Linked DNA regions of Homo sapiens: region 1 is linked to region 2. Evidence: read pairs that join two places in POLR2A ChIA-PET (ENCODE). Cell type or tissue: HepG2. All regions are shown on one strand. Each heading gives the region's core, and the rest is flanking DNA. Links, peaks and the distances in the headings are about the cores only. Region 1 has its middle 15 kb from the start of LINC01485. Region 2 holds the start of LINC01942 (long intergenic non-protein coding RNA 1942).

Region 1 (9,721 bases), core at 704-8,703, 120 kb before region 2:
CACCACCATAACCACCACCACCACCATCACCATCACCACCTCCACCACCATTACCACCACAATGATCACCACCATGACCATCGCCACCTCCATCACTATCACCACTGCCACCACCATCACCATCTTCACCACCATTACCATCACCACCACAACCACCACCATGACCATCGCCACCTCCATCACTATCACCATTGCCACTACCACCATCACCATCACCACCTCCACCACCGTTACCACCACCACCACCATGACCATCGCCACCTCCACCACCATTACCACCACCACCACCATGACCATTGCCACCTCCATCACTATCACCACTGCCACTGCCACCGTCACCATCACCACCTCCACCACCTTTACTACCACCACCACAACCACCGCCATGACCATCATCACCTCCATCACTATCACCACTGCCACCACCACCATCACCATCTGTTGATAGTGCCTCCACCACCATTACCACCACAACTATCACCACCATCATTACCACCACCATCATCACTTCTACACTGCTACTACCAGCATCACCACACCATCACCATCATCACCCTCACTTCTTCCCCAAATAGTGAATCCAAGAAAATGTTCCTCCTCTATCATAATAAAATACTGGATGCTTTTATTTGGTGGACGATAAACCAGAAAAGACACGGGGCTTCACTCAGGACAGGGGCAAAAGTCTATTTTAGAGGGGTATTAAATGAAAGTTTCATATTGAATAGTGAGACCCACACTGGCTCCCAGAGTAATAGTTCCCAAGCAGCAGACTGGAGAAGCGCTTTCTAGGGAAGTTGACCAACCTAAGAGCAAAATCACTAACTTTTCATCCAATAGTAAAGCTCATCAGTCAACAAGATTATTCATGAGCTTCTAAACAGCTTTTTGGCTCTTAGATACGAACATCAGCCACAGTCACTGGGCAATCAAACAAAGCCTCTGGAACAAAACAGAGAAAAAGGAGCCCAAAGGTGATAGAGACATTACTGGGAGCAGAAGAAAACTGTGAACAATGGCTAAGAAGAACAATAACAGTATTAAGCTCAGAAAGAGTGGATATTACAGAGGCCAGGCATGGTGGCTCACGCCTGTAATCCCAGCACTTTGGGAGGCCAGGGCAGACGGATCACTTGAGGTCAGAGTTTGAGACAGCCTGGCCAACATGGTGAAACCCTGTCTCTACTAAAAATACAAAAAAATTAACCGGGCGTGATGGCTCATGCCTGTAATCCCAGCTACTCAGGAGGCTGAGGCACGAGAATCGCTTGAACCTGGGAAGTGGAGGTTACAGTGAGCCAAGATCGTGCCACTGCACTCCAGCCTGGGTGACAGAGTGAGACTCCCTCTCAAAAAAAAAAAAAAAAAAAAAAAAAAAAGAAAGAAGAAAGAAAGGAAGGAAGGAAGGAAGGAAGAAAAAATTACATCCCTAAGATTAGACTAAGAGGCTATAAAAATGAAAGGTCAGAGAATAAGAAAGAGCTCTTGTGAAAAGAAAGAATAAAACAGAGAAATTCTAAAGTGCTTTGACCCTTCCAGAATCTAGGGAGGGTAACACATTGGAAAATTAAGCAACCAGATTGGAGAGCAGAGAACCTCATTCCCATCAATATGTGGCAAAGAGATACATTTGAAAACCAGTGGGTTTAGCTATCAGATTTGGTCCTGGCATTTGTTGATACTTAATCTCCAAAACAGTCCTGCTAGATATAGATTAATATCTTCATTTTATACACAGACTCTCAAAAAGGTATGTATTAGATTGAACCACATGAAATAGTTTTGTACGTCAGAGATGGTTGAGTGCCTGCAATTTCAATGATTCAACCTAATATACGGCTCAAGGTCACACTGCAACTTTTTTGGCCAAAGATATGAAATGTTAAAAGATAAGTCATTATCATCTGGGGCCTTGAACATGCTGTTTTCATGTGTCATTCTTTTTTTTTTTCTCTTTTTTTTGAGACAGAGTCTCACTCTGTCGCTGAGGCTGGAGTGCAGGGGTGCGATCTCGGCTCACTGCAGCCTTGACATCCCAGGCTCAGGCGATCCTCCCACCTCAGCCTCTGGAGTAGCTGAGAGTACAAGCACATGCCGGTATGCCTGGCTAATTTTTGTAAATTTTTTTTTTTTTGGAGAGAGGGGGTTTTGCCATGTTGCTCAGGCTGGTCTCAAACTCCTGGGCTCAAGCAATTCTCCCACCTCACCCTCCCAAAGTGCTGGCATTACAGGCATGAGCCACCGCGCCCAACCTTCATGTATTATTCTTGAATCTAAAAGGAAAAAAGAATATGTATTTTTGTAGTGATTGCTGGAGCCCTCTTTCCTAGGTTGGCTGTGGTCAGTTTGCAGCACAGTCCTAATGTTAATGGTGAGTGTGTGGGGAGGCGGGGGAGGTTGCGGGGCGGGGATGGGTGTGGGTGTATGTTTTCAGTGAAGAAATCAAATTATTGTGTCACCCAAAGTTGCAAGGAGCCTGAGCATACATATTGGTGAGAGTGTGGGTTGGAAACAGGAATCTCGTTGCTGGATCTTTCTGCCAGGCTGACTGTGTAAGTAGGTGTAGTGCTTCACAGAAAAGCAGAACTCCTTAGGTTCCAGGCGCCAAGGAACTTCATTTCTCCTTATGACTGTCCTCACAAACCGCCAGCTGGACTCGGACTCCCTGACCCCTGGGACAAAAACCTTTGAGGGGTAGAAACTCAGCCACAATTTCTCTGATCATTCATCTTAAACAATAAGTCCTCTAGGGAGGCCAGCGAGGCTATGGAGGGAGCCTTGTGTGGTGCAGCAAGTGGGGCCAGGGGACAACTGATGGTTTAGCATTTGCAGATGAGTTCCCTATGAGCATGTGTAGTCCAAGTACACACTCCACATGCAGAAACACGCAAATGTGCATGCATGCACCATGCCCTTATGTAGAGATCATGTGTACAACTGCAGAGATCATTTCCACACACCATGCACACAGGTGCATATCTATGCATTTACATCCCAGCCTCATATTCTCTCCACAGGCACAAAGACTCATACACCAGCACCTTCTTCCAATATATCACACCTACCAAGCACATACTTGCATATGTAGTACATTGATATAGCAATATACCCACAGAAAACATTTCTGTGGTAATTTTGCAAAGATCCCAAGAAGCTGAAAACAAACATTAGGTGGCATATTCTCTGTCCATTCTAAAGTGAGGAGCTTGGGCTCTCACCAGCTTGAGAATCCTGGCATAGCCAGGCCATGTGGAGTAGCGGGCACGCTGTGAGGGACAAGAGATTACAGCGAGCTCAGAAGCAGAGCAAGGTATTTATCTTCCCCCTCCCCATTGAGTAGAACTAGAACAAGGATTTGATTTTGCCTTAAATCAAAAAGCCTCTCTTTTGGTTTTGCCTCTTAGCTGAATGCAAGGGGGAAAAGCGGGAGAGATTCCTGCCAAGATTATCGCATTTGTGAATCGAGGTTACTTCCCCCTCATCTTTGCACATGGGCCACATGAGCAGCCCATGTGAGTCTTAAGTAGCTGCCATGTGACCCACTCATTCTCGTGTCTGCGGTGTTACAGGGCAATTAGAACGATCGCATCAAGGTCACTTTGTGTGTATGTGTGCGTGTGCGTGCGCGCATGTGTGTGTATGTGTGTTTGGGCCCTCGGAGAGGACAATCAGGTGTGTGAATGAATGTCACTGGAATATGTCTTGGAGTCCAGTGGTCCATTTCCGTGGCAACGCAAAACGAAAGCCTGGGAATCAGGGAAATGCTGCCAGTTGCTATGGTCAAGGCCTGGCTCACTATAGGGGAGGAAGGAAAATCCCAGCTCAAGTGGGGAGGTTTGCGGAGAGGTTTGTTCTCTGCTTGTAAAGAACATGCTGTTCTTTCTGCTGCGTGTGACCGGCAAATCCAGTGTCTGGGGGACCAGCATTTGCACTTCTACTGACCTTTTCTCAGAGGATCCAGGACCCCACCCCGGTACCCTGGACAAACCCAGCCCTGTTAGTAAAGGTGCTAGCTGAAGGGTCTAGTTGCTGGGCAGGCTCTTCAGGAGATCGCTAAAGAAATGGGGAAAAGATCTACTTCTGCAGTTTGGGCCAATGCCATGCAATTACCCAGTAAATCCACCCAGCACAGTTGATTGTGAGGCAATTGCAACAGCAATGCCCTTTCCTCTAGGAAAGATGCAACACGGAGAGTCTCGGCCATTCATTGACTCTTACAGCTGGAAAACTCACGCAGGTCACAGCCTCTTTGCAGACGTGCACACTGATTCACTGGATACATATTTACTGAAGATCTACCATGTGCTTGGCACTGGGCTCTTGAGAAACATCAGTGCAAGAGTCAGGCAAGGTCCCTGACCCCATAGAGCTGACATTTTAGGGAGTCAATAGACAATGTAAAAGAACAGTCAGTGAGACGTATAGTGTATCAGATGGTGATAGACAAGTATAGCAAGGTAAAGGGTAGAAAAGGAGGTAGATCAGTGGAGGGATATGACTCCTCATAGAGGGGGCACAAAGATCTCTCCAATAATACGGTCTGTGAGTAGAGATCTGCACAAATGGAGGAAGCATACCATGGTTATATCAGCAGGAAGAGGGGCCCTGGAGAGGGAGTGCAAAGGCCCTGGGGCAAGAGCCTGCAAGCATATGCAAACAACTGCAGGAAGGCGGAGAAGCTGGAGCAGGGTGAGCCAATGGGACCATGGTAGCAGTTAAAGTCTCAGATATGACAGTGCCAGAGTATGTGGACTTACAGGCACTGCAAGGACTTTGCTTTCACCCTGAGTGAAAAATGAGGCCATAGGATGTTTTGATGGGAGAAAGGATATGATCTTCAGTTTTTAAAGGATCACTCCGTTTGCTGTGTCAGGAATACATTGTTGAGAAGGGGGTTCAAGATAAATGCAAGGAGATCACTGACAAGTCAATAACAGTAATCCAGGCAAAGGGTTTTGGGCTTGGAATGAGATGATAGCAGTGGAATGAAGTGGGTAGATTCTGAAGGCTGAACAGATGGGATTTACCGATAGCTCAAATGGGGGACATGAGAGAAAGAGAGAAGGTAAGGATGATTCCCAGATTTTTGGTCTAAACAATTGGAAGTGGAGTTGTCGTTTACTGAGATAGGATTCTTTTTAGATGTACTAAATTGGATGTCTTCTATTTGTTTATTAAAATGTTGAGTTAGACATTCAAGTGGAAGCATCAAGGAGAGAGTGGATATATAATGGTCTGGATTTCAGGGGAGAGGTGCAAGGTGGAGAGCTGTATTATGTATGTATCTATGGTATTAATGTATGCATTAATGGGATGTGGAGCCATGAGTCTGGCTGAGGCCTCCTACGGAGTACGTACAGATAGAAAAGGGAAGAGAAGGAATCACTGGGTCCCAAGCACATTAGCATTGACGGGTCAGGAAGCTGAGGAGGACCAGCAAAGGAGATTGAGACGTTGAGGGTGGGGAGGTACAAGGAGAACCAAGAGAGAGTCCTGTCCCTGAAGCCAGGTGAAGAAAAGGTTTCAGGAAGAAAAGAAGGAACAACTGCAACAAAGGCCACCGACAGTCAAGATGGGACTCCTGGATTCAGCACTGGAGAGGCCCAACAATAGCTCCCAACACAAAGCCTCCTTTGAAGAGTGAGTGCTGTTACCTTTTTAAACATTTGTTTCATTCATTTATTTCAACCGATGTTTATTGAGCATTCAGGATAATACAAGCAAAGATATAACATTTGTTAAGTACATACCACGTATCAGGCACTGGATTTTACATTAGTATCGCATGCAAGACTCAGGTTCACCCCAAGAGACTGGTAACGTTGTTCTTTCCATTTACATCAGAGTTCAGGTTGTAACCCAGGCCTCTCTTCTCAAAAGTCCAGATTCTTTTTCTTTTTTAAAATTGTAGTTTAAAAAAAAACACATAACATGAAATTCACCATCATAACCATTTTTGAGTGTACAGCTCAGTGGTGTTAAGTGTACCCGCATTGTTGTGCGACCCACTTCCAGAACTCTTACATCTTGCAAAACTGAGACATATGTATGAAACAACTCTCCACGTCCCCTCGCCCAGCCCTGGCAACCACCATTCTACTTTCTGTCTCTTTGAGTTTGACTACTTATATAAGTGGAATCATACAACATTTGTCTTTTTGTGACTGACTTATCGTAGTACCCTCAATTGTCTTTTTGTGACTGACTTATCATAGTACCCGAGATTGCACTACACTTAGCGTAGTGCCCTCAATTTTCATCCACATTGCAGCACGTTATCAGAATTTTCTTCCTTTTTAAGGCTAAATAATATTCCATCGTATGGATATACCACATGTTGTTTATCGACTCATCTGTCAATAGACACTTGGGTTGCTTCCTCCTTCTGGCTATTGTGAAGAGTGTTGCTATGATCATTTGTGTACAAGTATCTGTTTGAGTCCTTTCTTTCAATTATTTTGGATATACAGTCAATCCTTGGTATCCATAGTTTCTGCATTCGTGGATTCAACCAACTGTGGATGTAAAATATTCAGGAAAAAAGTGTGTCTGTACTGAACATGAGCAGACACTTTTCCTTGTGATTATTCCCTAAACAATATAACAACTATTTATACAGAACTTATATTTATTAGGTATTATAACTAATCTAGAGATGATCTAAAGTATACAGGAGAGGTTGGGCATGGTGGCTCACACCTGTAATCCCAGCACTTTGGGATGCCTAGGCGGGCAGATCACCTGAGGTCAGGAGTTCCAGACCAGCAACATGACAAAACCTCATCTCTACTAAAAATACAAAAAAAAAAAAAAAAAAAAATTAGCTTGGCACGGTAGCATGTTCCTGTAATCCCAGCTACTCGGGAGGCTGAGGAACGAGAATTGCTTGAACCTGGGAGGCGAAGGTTGCAGTGAGCCGACATTGCACCACTGCACTCCAGCCTGGGTCACAGAGCAAGACTCCATCTTAAAAAAAAAAAATAGTAAAAAGAGTATACCGGAGAATGTGCCTAGGTTATAAGCAAATACCAAACCATTTTATATCAGGACTTGAGCATCCTTGAATTTTGGTATCTGAAAGAGAGTCTAGAACCAATATCCTACAGATCAATACCAAGGGATGACTATATACTGAAGTCTGGATTTTATTTATTTATTTATTTTGAGACAGGATCTCACTCTGTCACCCAGGCTGCAGTGCAGTGGTGTGATCTTGGCTAACTGCAGCTTCAACCCCCTGGGGCCCAAGTGATCCTGCCACCTCAGCCTCCCAAGTTGCTGGGACTATAGACACATGCCAACATGCTTGGCTAATATTTAATTTTTTGTGGAGATGGGGTCTCCCTATGTTACCCTGGCTGGTCTCAAACTCCTAGGCTCAAGCAATACTCCCTCCTAGCCCTCCCAAAGTGCTGGGATGACAGGTGTGAGCCACTGCACCTGGCCAAGTCTGGATTCTTAATCTGTCCACTATTAACACAACGATAGCCAAGGGAGGGGTGGTCCCACCTAAATAGAGCACCTCTGGCAGGAAACACAGACACCGAACAGGTAACTCCAGGAATTCTGAGTGCTATCCACAAAAATGAAGGTGTAGAGTCACCACAGACAGGAATGCCTACTGTGTGACTTGAAGGAGAAGAGAATGATGAAGAAGATCCAAACACTGCCCGCAAAATTCTCCCAGAGTATTAAATGGTAGCCAACCTCACTAATCAAAGGGACTTACAAGTTTAGATGGGAAGGTCTTATGATCTTAATGTGCCTGGGGCAGATGGAGTAAATATTTTAGATCTAGAATAGTAAAATAATGATGATGATAATGATGATAACTATCCTTTACTGAGAGTTTATCCTGAGCTGGATACAGTGTTAAAAGCTTAAGACGCATTATCCTGTTGAACCCTTACAATGACCTTGCAATGTAAGAACCGTTATTATCCTCCTTTTACAGATGGAGAAACTGAGACTGAGGGAGGTGAGCTCCTTCATTCAAGGCGTGCCGCTGGCATCAGAGTTGGGGTTGAGCCAGCTCTGCTGACCCTCAGGCCAATGCCCTTGGAAACCACCACCCTGCCCACCCTTGGCCCCTGCCCACAGACCCCTGCGCCAGTGTCTCCCATGGCAAGCTGAGTGAATGAGGCTTAGGTCCAAGGGGCAGCATGGGCCACGCCCCATTCCCCAACAGGGCAGAGCCTTTGCCATGCACAGCCACAGTGGATTTCAACACTCTGATTTCCTCATCTTCCTTTCCCAACGTGTGACCTGCTGATCCAACATGTGACCAGGCAGGGGCAAATGGGCTGAGATATGAGAAGGGGACAGGCCTCACCTCTTTCCTGGACTCCCACACTCACCTCCCCACAGCTCCCGTGGATTCCAGTGTCTTCCCTGGCAATCTCTGCTCCACAGCAGCTCGAGGGAGCTTGTATTTTATTTTATTTTTATTTTTATTTTTTTGAGACAGAGTCTCACTCTCTCTCTCAGGCTGGAGTGCAGTGGCGCGATCTCAGCTCACTGCAAGCTCCGCCTCCCGGGTTCAAGCGATTCTCCTGCCTCAGCCTCCCGAGTAGCTAGGATTACAGGCATGAGCCACCATACCCTGCTAATTTTTTAAATTTTAGTAGAGATGGGGTTTTGCCATGTTGGCCAGCCTGCTCTCGAACTCCTGGCCTCAAGTGATCCGCCTGCCTTGGCCTCCCAAAGTGCTGGGATTACAGGCGTGAGCCACCATGCCTGGCCTGAAGGAGCTTTTAAAAGTGTCAGTTTGATTATGTCACCCCGCAGCTACATTTTTTTGTAATTTGTCTGCTGCTTAGAATAAGAGTCACACTCCCTGCTCTGGCCTCGAGGCCCCACATGCAACTGCCTCCCCCCAACCTAGCTCTCCTGCCTGACCTCTCTCCACTCTGCTCCAATGTCCCTTCCCAATGAGGCCTTCCACAGCCATCTCAGGTGCATTCACTCACTCTCCATCTCCACCCAGTTACTCTCTAGCACATAACCTTTTTTTAAAAAAAGTCATTTTTTTAGCTGGGCACGGTGGCTCATGCCTGTAATCCCAGCACTTTGGGAGGCTGAGGCGGGTGGATCACAAGTTCAGGAGTTCGAGCCCAGCCTGGACAACATGGTGAAACCCCCATCTCTACTAAAAATACAAAATTAGCCAGGCATGGTGGCGGGCACCTGTAGTCCCAGCTACTCGGGAGGCTGAGGCAGAAGAATTGCTTGAACCCAGGAGGCAGAGGTTGCAGTGAGCCGAGATCATGCCACTGCACTCCAGCTTAAGCAACAAAGGGAGAACCCATCTCAAAAAAAAAAAAGTCATTTTTTTGGTGGTAAAGCATACATATATAAAATGTATCTTTTTAGCCACTTTTAAGTATATGCTTCAGTGGCAGTAAGTTCATTCCCATTGTTGTGTGACCATCACCACCATTTGTCTCCAGTCGTTTTATTCATGCCAAAGAGAAACTCTATACTCATTGAACAATAATTCTCCGGCCCCTGGTAACTTCTACTCTACTTTCTATCTCTGTGAATTTGACTACTCTGGGAATCTCATATAAGTGGAATTACACGGTTTGTGTCCTTTTGTCACTGGCTTATTTCCCTTAGCATAGTATCCTCAAAGTCCATGCATGTTGTAGCATGTGTCAGAATTTCCTTTCTTATTAAAGGTGAATGTAGATACCCACATTTTGTGCATCCATTCATCTGC
Region 2 (8,000 bases), core at 1-8,000:
CTCTCCAATCCCTGTCTCCAGTCATTATCTCTGCTTCTCCTGTCAGGCTTCTCCTCTCTGCGTGTATTGTAAGGACACTTGTCATTGGATTTAGGGACCACACAGATAATCCAAGATGACTGCATCTCAAGATCCTTAACTTAATTACGTCTGCAAAGACCCCTTTTCCAAATGAGGTCACATCCATGAGTTCCTGAGATCTGGATGTGGGCATATCTTTTTTTCCAGTGGCAGGGAGCAGCGTCAACACTCAGCCCGCTGCAAGCAGCTCATAAGTCATTTTAGTGAACATGAACTGCATCCTGTTGCTAGGGGCAGTAGATTTGAGAGTGCATGCCAGCCTGATGGGTTGGTGATGGTGTCCTGGAGAGTAAGAGCACATGATAAAGGAGCAGCTGGTATCTGCCAGGCAGTGCACTGAGTACTTTGACAATTTATCTCATTTTATCTTCACAGCAAGATACATTTATCTTCCCCTTCCTCAGATGGGGAAACTACCTGAGGCTCAGAAGCACGAAGTGACTTGGCCGAGGTCACTCTCACAGTAAGAAGTGGAGCTGGCATTTGAACCCAGGCAGGCTGTGATTTCACAGGCCATGCTCATAAACACTGCTATCCACTGCCTCCCACAGATACAAGCGGGCCTGAGGTTGGCAGGGAAAGAGGCCACAACTAAGGACCACATGTGGCAGGAGGCCTCGTAGGTCATATCCGTGCGTAGTTACAACAATAATGGTAACTAATGTTAATAATCACAATAATAATCACAGCTAATGATGATGACACTAACATTACATGTGGTGTTGTGATCATGGGATCTTCCTACAGCCAGACACCGTGCTGTGTGCTTTTAGTGTATTATCTCATTTAATCTCACTAGCACTGCGAGGAGGAACCTACTGTTATCCCCATTTACAGGCTGGCCCAAAAATCCATGGACTGTAATATGACAACTCACAAAAACAAAGAACTCACAGGGAGAAGAGAACAGGGTGGAGAAGCCACAAAGCTGGGGCAAATTACTAAAAAGAAATGTGTTTCAGAATGTCCTGGTTTTCAGCTTGGCCCTTGCCCCCTCACTGAGTAAGACTGCAGTACCTTGCTGTCTGCATCTCATTTCCAGAGAGGGCTCAAGGAAGCCCCAAGTCCAGTCTGCCCAGAACCGAGCATGTCATCTCCCCCGCCAAGACGCTCCAACCGCCGCAATCCTTGTCCATCAGGCATCCAGGCCAGAAACTCTGGCTGCCCCCACCTCCCCAATGGTCCCCATCAAGTAGGTAACATCCTGCTGATTTTAACTCCTGTGCAGCCCTCAAATGCACAACTGCCTCCCATTCCTGCACAGTGCCCCAGTTCAGGCCTTCACCACCTTGTTCCTGGGCCACTGCCCAAGTCTCCCCCGACTGCTGTCTGGACTTCTAATACTTTTCCAACTCCCCACTCATTAAATCCATCCCCCTCTCATTAGCTGGTGTGAATTGAGGAAAACTGAGTTCCAGCCATGTCATCCTCATACTCATGACCCTTCCAGGCCTGCAGGACCTAGTTCAAACTCCTTAACTGCATGTACAGTACATGCCATTATCACCTGCCACTTCCTCCCTTTTCATCCTTATCTTCCACCCCTCCTTCAATCATGACTCAGCTCCCCAGCACTGACCTGGTTGTAGCTCCCCATCTACAATGTGCTGTTTGCACCTCAGGGCCTTTGCACAGGCAGGTCTCCCTGAGGAAATGCCATTCCCACCTTCCTGGTCTCTCTGTCCCATTTTCCAGCTTGCATACTCTTTGAGGGCAGGGACTGTGTCTGTCTTGTTCACAGTTTTATCCATAGTCTCAGGATAAAGCCTGGGTCATACATAGGAGGGGATTTTTTTTGTTTTTCTTTTCCTTTTTTTTTTTTTTTTTTTTTGGTTTTTTGTTTTTTTGAGACACAGGCTTAGGCTGTCACCCAGGCTGGAGTAAAGTGGGGTGATCTCGGCTCACTGCAACCTCCGCCTCCCGGGTTCAAGCGATTCTCCTGCCTCAGCTTCCCGAGTAGTTGGGACTACAGGCGTGCACCACCAAGCCCAGCTCATTTTTGTATTTTTAGTAGAGACAAGTTTCACCATGTTGGCCAGGCTGGCCTGGAACTCCTGACCTCAAGTGATCCACCTGCCTCGGCCTCCCAAAGTGCCGGGATTACAGGCAGGGGCCACAGCGCCTGGCCTTTGGGTTTTTTTTTTTAATGTTTTAATTAATTGCCAATATTTCAATGTTGGGTGATTTCATAAAAATTCAAATTCAGGCTTCTCTTGAAGATATTGGGATCTGGCAACCCTGAGCCTGGTCCCTGAATGACAAGAATGGGCTGGGTTGGAGTAGCTGCTGCCGCTTCCACCAGGTCACTGGCTGTCCAGTCCTCACTGGCCCACCCAGCCCACTTCGTTCATCTTTGTCACCTGCCTGGCCCTTCTGGTGTTTGAATTTTCAGGTGTCGGGCACATCGAATTTAGCTATGAAATCCTTCACTTATGCACATACTTATTTGGTCTCCGATATGTGGCATGCCACATATCGGAGGCCAAATAAGCTGACACTTACATCAGATTAAACCTGCTTTTCTTAGCAAAGAGAGAAACAAGATCAGTCACAAAGAGTCATTTATGCCCACGAGATTTTAAAAAGCACAAGCTGTCCAAAGTCAGCGCAGGCATCCTCATAATGAGGACAGAGGGACGGGTCCTCCAAAGCAGCGCTTCTCCAACTTTAATGTGTGCAGGAGTCACCTGCGGCGTCTGCTAAACTGCAGGTTCACATGCAGTGGGTCTGGGACAGGGTGTGAGACCATGTTTCTAACCATCTCCCAGGTGAGGACAATACTGCTGGTCCCTGGACACACTTTCAGTAGCAAGGCTCTGTGACATCCCTGCAACAAACTAGAGGGTCCTAACCCCCGGATACCTCGGCCATCTCCTGGAGGCAGTGCCACCACCCCTCCTGCCTGGACAGAATGTGTTGTAGGTCATTCAGGTATTCTTGGAATCCACCTCTGGTGTCACCACTGGTGCTGAAGGTAGGAAGCCCTGTGCTTGGAATTCCCAGCTGCTTCACTGTGGTCCAGGACAGGGAAGCATGGGAAGCAAGGGACACACAGCAAGTGGAGTGGGGTGACGGTGGGGGTGAGGGTGGGGGTGATGAGTAGGGTGGGATGAGGTTGGGTGGGGCGAGAGTGGTGTGAGGATGGGTGGGGTGGCAGGGCCCAGCAATTTATGCCTCTACAGGTGCCCTTCCCATTCCCCACTCCCTACCACCCTTGAGTCCCAAAGTGGGTTGTCTCACGGGGTCTGAGATGCTCCCAGAGGGACCAGAAGACCTGGGATCGAATCAACCTTAGTCACAAACCCCAAATTGCAAGTGTGTCGTTTTGAGCAGCCTTCACAGGCAAGCTCATGTTCCCGGCCTGCATATTATTTTTCCAGGCGGCGGGAGGGAAACCCTTTGCCCTCCCACATCACGGATCTCAGAGGAAGCAGAAAGAAATTGACACAGGCAGAATGGGTCTCAGGGGCTTCTCACCCTGAGCCTGTAAACAGGAAGTGCAGCTATACTCTCAGGAACACCCTGGTGTTTGCCGGTTTGTTTTGCAGCCTTTGGGCCCATTCAGATAAACAGAGGAGAGGATTGCCAGAAACTCACTGAGCCCTTCATGGCACTCCCTATCTCGGCAAGGTTTGGTGATACCAAGGCTGCTGGCCAAAGATTTGCATGGGGGGAGGGACGGGGCCCGTGCTATTGGCTGCAGGGAGGGTCCCACCTTCCCCAAAGTCCCCTTCTGCCATGCCCTGAAAGAAATATTTCTCGGGGCCATCAAGGGTGGAGAAGCCAACCTGTCCCTGGTGGCTGCAGCTGGCATAAAGCCGGCTGCAGCAGCGGGCAGGAGGAAACAGGAGATGGGGTGCCAGGCCCATATCAGGCTGCCTGCTCTTGGCTTTCATTATTGTCCTATGTTTTCAAAGTACCAGCTCCGGAGGGGGCAGGAGAGGGTAGAGTTTTGAGACTTGTTCGGCCTAGGTATACATAAACAGCAGCAGACAAAATGTCCTTTATCAGCTATTTCCCAGGAAACAGGGAGAAAATTCTTCTCAGCTCCAGATGATTAAAGAAGAGACTCACCCTTCTGGGAGACAGCCCTCTCTTTTTCCCTCTCCCCTTTGCGGAACACTAAGGCACTGTTCCGGATACCCACCAGGAGGGTCCCTGTTGGAGAGGAGGCAGCCACAGGGCTGGAGGAGGAGGTCAGCTGCTAAGGGGACCAGTTCACTGCCAGCCGGGGCACAGAAATTCTTTCCCAGGAAAGGGGATGTTACGTAGCCTGCTGGGTAAACTGGAAATTATTAACCAGGGGATGAGTAGAATCAAAAGGTTTTGAAAACTGGTTATTGGCTCTACTGGGAGTTGCAAGCATGCTAGGGAAAAAAATATCACAAACCTATTTGGAATTTTTTTTCCCCCTGAACCAGGAAGAGGCGTTTGTAATAATTCTGTCAAGTGAAGCTCTCCAGTGTTCTTTCCTGCTGGTATGTCAACGGTGGTTTTGTTATTTCTTCACACAGATGGCCAAGGAAACAATGTATTTTTCTTTTCTTTCTTCCTGGTTTTTCCCCCCGCAAAAGAATTTGAGTCTTTCTAAGCTGGCCATTTCTTATTTTTTTCCTATTTCTGATTTAGATAAAATGGTGACTTCAAAGGGCCTTTGAGACCACTTACATCACAGTAGAGTTTGAGGTTCCCTCTCATCATAAAAATAAAATAGGTGCCACCTCCCACCATGGTCAGTGAGTGTCTGGATCTGCGTGGGTGCCTCACAGCAGGGCTTCTCCAAGGCATGATGTGTGTGCAGACCACTTAGGGATCATTAGAAGAGCCTGACTCAGCAGTTCAGGGCCCTCGGTGTCGGCATTTCTGACCACTCCCATGGGGTGCCCATGCTGCTGGTTTCTGGACCACTCATTGAGAAGGAGGGCTTCTTCCCCCAATCTCATCTAATCAACCCTCATCTCTAGTTGGCAGGATTGAATTTATTTAAAGAAGCTGAGGGATTTCCCCTTTGAAAGAGAGGCAGACAGGCCTTAAGCAATCTTTTTTTTAATTTTTATTTTTTATGAGATGGAGTTTTGCTCTTACTGCCCAGGCTGGAGTGCAATGGTGCAATCTCGGCTCACTGCAACCTCTGCATCCCGGGTTCAAGAGATTGTCCTGCCTCAGCCTCCAGAGTAGCTGGGATTGCAGGCATGTGCCACCACGCCTGGCTAATTTTTGTATTTTTAGTGGAGACAGGGTTTCACCATGTTGGCCAGGCTGGTCTCAAATTCCTGACCTCAAGTGATCCACCCACCTCGGCCTCCCAAAGTGCTGGGATTACAGGTGTGAGCCACCGTGCCTGGCCGGCCTAAGCAACATTGAATCTGCCTTTGGAACAGGCGGTGCTGACATGGCACAGTGAGCAGATGTAAGTAAGATACCTGTGGGTACAACACGCCCGGGCTCGAGACATCCTCCCTGAGCTGCGAAAGAGGGGCATATAGACTTTGGGTTTTGGAGGCAGAAAGGTAAAAGTTCAAATCCCAGCTCTCCTACTTACTAGCTGGATGGCCCTGGGTAAGTCATGTCACCTCTGTGAGCCTTAGTAAATGGGGCTGTAAAATGGGGGTAAACTCTACCCCCGAGGGTTATGGTAAAGAGCAAATGAGAAAACACACATAGAGCACCTTGCATCTGCCCAGCGCCTCATATCTGCACAATAAATGGTAACTTTTCATTTACCCAGCAAAGTCAATGAATACCTACTAATTTCCTGGTCTGTTCTCCACACTAGACATATAAAGGGAAAAAACAGATATGGTGGTCAGAATAATGCGCCCCAAAGATGTCCATGTCTTAATCCCTGGAATTAGTGAATATGTAATCTTACATGGCAAAAGGGATTGTGAGATGCGATTAAGGCTAAGGACCTTGGAATAGGGAGATTATTCTGGATTATGCAAGTGGGTCCAATGTAATCATGTGGGGATGAAGGCAAAGAAACTTTCCCGGCTATGGTCAGAGAGAGATGCAATGGCTTGGAGGACGGAGCAAAAAGCCACGAGCCAAGAAATGTAGGCAGCCTCTAGAAGCTGAAAAAAGAAAAAAAAAAAAAGATTCTTCCCTAGAAGCTTCCAGAAAGGAATGCAACTTACACCTGTGTTGCACTTCCAACCTACACAACTATAAGATAATATATCTGTATTGTTTTGGCTGGGGGCGCGGTGGCGCATGCCTGTAATCCCAGCACTTTGGGAGGCTGAGGCAGGTGGATCACCTTAGGTCGGGAGTTTGAGACCAGACTGACCAACATAGAGAAACCCCGTCTCTACTAAAAATACAATTAGCCAGGCATGATGGGGCATGCCTGTAATCCCAGCTACTCAAGAGGCTGAGGTAGGAGAATCGCTTGAACCCAGGAGGTAGAGAGCTTGCAGTGAGCTGAGATTTCGCCATTGCACTCCAGCCTGAGCAACAGGAGTGAAACTCCACTTCAAAAAAAAAAATTATGTGTGTATATATATATATATATGTATGTATTGTTTCAAGCCACAAAATTTGCATTACTTTGTTACAGCAGCAACAGAAAACATCCAACTGACACGATTTCTGCTCTCACAAAACTCACACATCTGATGTGGATAGATGAACTAATTGGGTAAATGAATAAGTGAGCAAGGAAAGATGGAGTTACACACCATGAACACATGCAGTGATGTGACGGGAAATGAGTTTTGGGGACTGGGTGCCCAAAAGTCCTCTCTGAGGAGCTGGTGTTTCTGCCAAACCTCAGTAACAAGCAAGACCAAGGCAGGAAAAAAACAGACCCATGCAGAGGGCTCGGCAAGTACAGGGTCAGTAGTAGGAACAAGCTGGGTGTATTTTCCCATGGAACAGTGGCCAGTGACGGGGGAGTGGCATGTGAAGTTGGAAAGGCCTGTAATGGGCCAGACCAGGAAGGAGCTGGATTCTAAGTGTGATTTCTATTCTTCTGGTGTATCACCGAGCACATGCTGTATGTCAGAGAGAGTCACCGAGACCTAGCAGAGCAGCAGAGACGTGGCATATTGGCTTGCCTGAGTGCTTTGCCATAACAAAGCGCCCTAGACTGGGTGGCTTAAACAACAGAAATGTATTGGGGTTTTTATCCCAATACATTTTATTCCAAATGTAATATCAAGGTATCCGCAGTGTTGGTTTCTCCTGAGGCTTCGCTTTGGCTTGTAGATAGATGGCTGTCTTCTTCCGGTGTCTTTATGTGCTCTTCCTTCTGTGCGTGTCTGTGTCCCATCTCCTCTTCTTATAAAGACATCACTCACGACTGGGTGTCGTGGCTCACGCCTATAATCACAACATGTTGAGAGGCCAAGGTGGGATAATTGCTTGAGCCCAGCAGTTCAAGACCAGCATGGGCAACATAGAGAGACCTCATCCCTATAAAAAATAAAAAATAAAAAGTAGCCGGGTGTGGTGGCATGCACCTGTAGTCCCAGCTACTCCAGAGGCTGAGGTGGGAGGATTACTTGAGCCTGGGAAGTGGAGGCTGCAGTCAGCCATGATTACCGCCACTGCACTCCAGCCTGGGTGACAGAGTGCGACCCTGTCTCAAAAAAAAAAAAAAAAGACATCAGTTATATTGCTCATTAGGGCTCACCCATATGACCCCATTTTACCTTAATCACCTCGATAAAGTCCCTGTCTCCAAACACAGTCCCATTCTGAGACACTAGGGGTTGGGTCTTGAACATGTGAATCTGGGGGAGATACAATTCAGCCCTTAACGTCTGGAAGTGTTGGTTCCTAATGATGGTGGGGATTGCACGGCCAAGACCCGTCTTTAGAAAACTGTGTTTGAAGGAGTCCCCCTTCACGAACCACTTGACTGGGGTGGAGGAGGCCTCCCAGAGGGCAGAGATTTGGATGTTCTTTTGAGAAGA

Evidence for each region. ChIA-PET counts read pairs that join two places held together with the same protein. Peaks named below come from ENCODE experiments on the same cell type or tissue, not always from the same donor. Only the 100,000 strongest peaks of a DNase experiment are listed, where the experiment ranks them.
Region 1: POLR2A ChIA-PET joins it to region 2 with 5 read pairs; 2 of 35 experiments call an interaction of 5 or more read pairs at or near these places.

What each region holds. Positions count from the first base shown.
Region 1 is chr5:173,801,380-173,811,100 of GRCh38, reverse strand. No RefSeq gene overlaps it. Among named protein-coding and RNA genes, the nearest start is that of LINC01485, 15 kb to the right of the region's middle. RefSeq lists an enhancer at 8,061-8,355. In HepG2, for the core only: no CTCF peak of the experiment used is centred there; DNase peaks (open chromatin) are centred at 4,280, 4,680 and 8,220.
Region 2 is chr5:173,685,782-173,693,781 of GRCh38, reverse strand. It overlaps LINC01942 (long intergenic non-protein coding RNA 1942), which reads right to left and starts at 4,323. Exons shown (of 3, transcript NR_146727.1): 1 at 4,229-4,323. RefSeq lists enhancers at 3,458-3,507, 3,608-3,687. In HepG2, for the core only: no CTCF peak of the experiment used is centred there; a DNase peak (open chromatin) is centred at 4,371; H3K4me3 peaks cover 1,902 bases.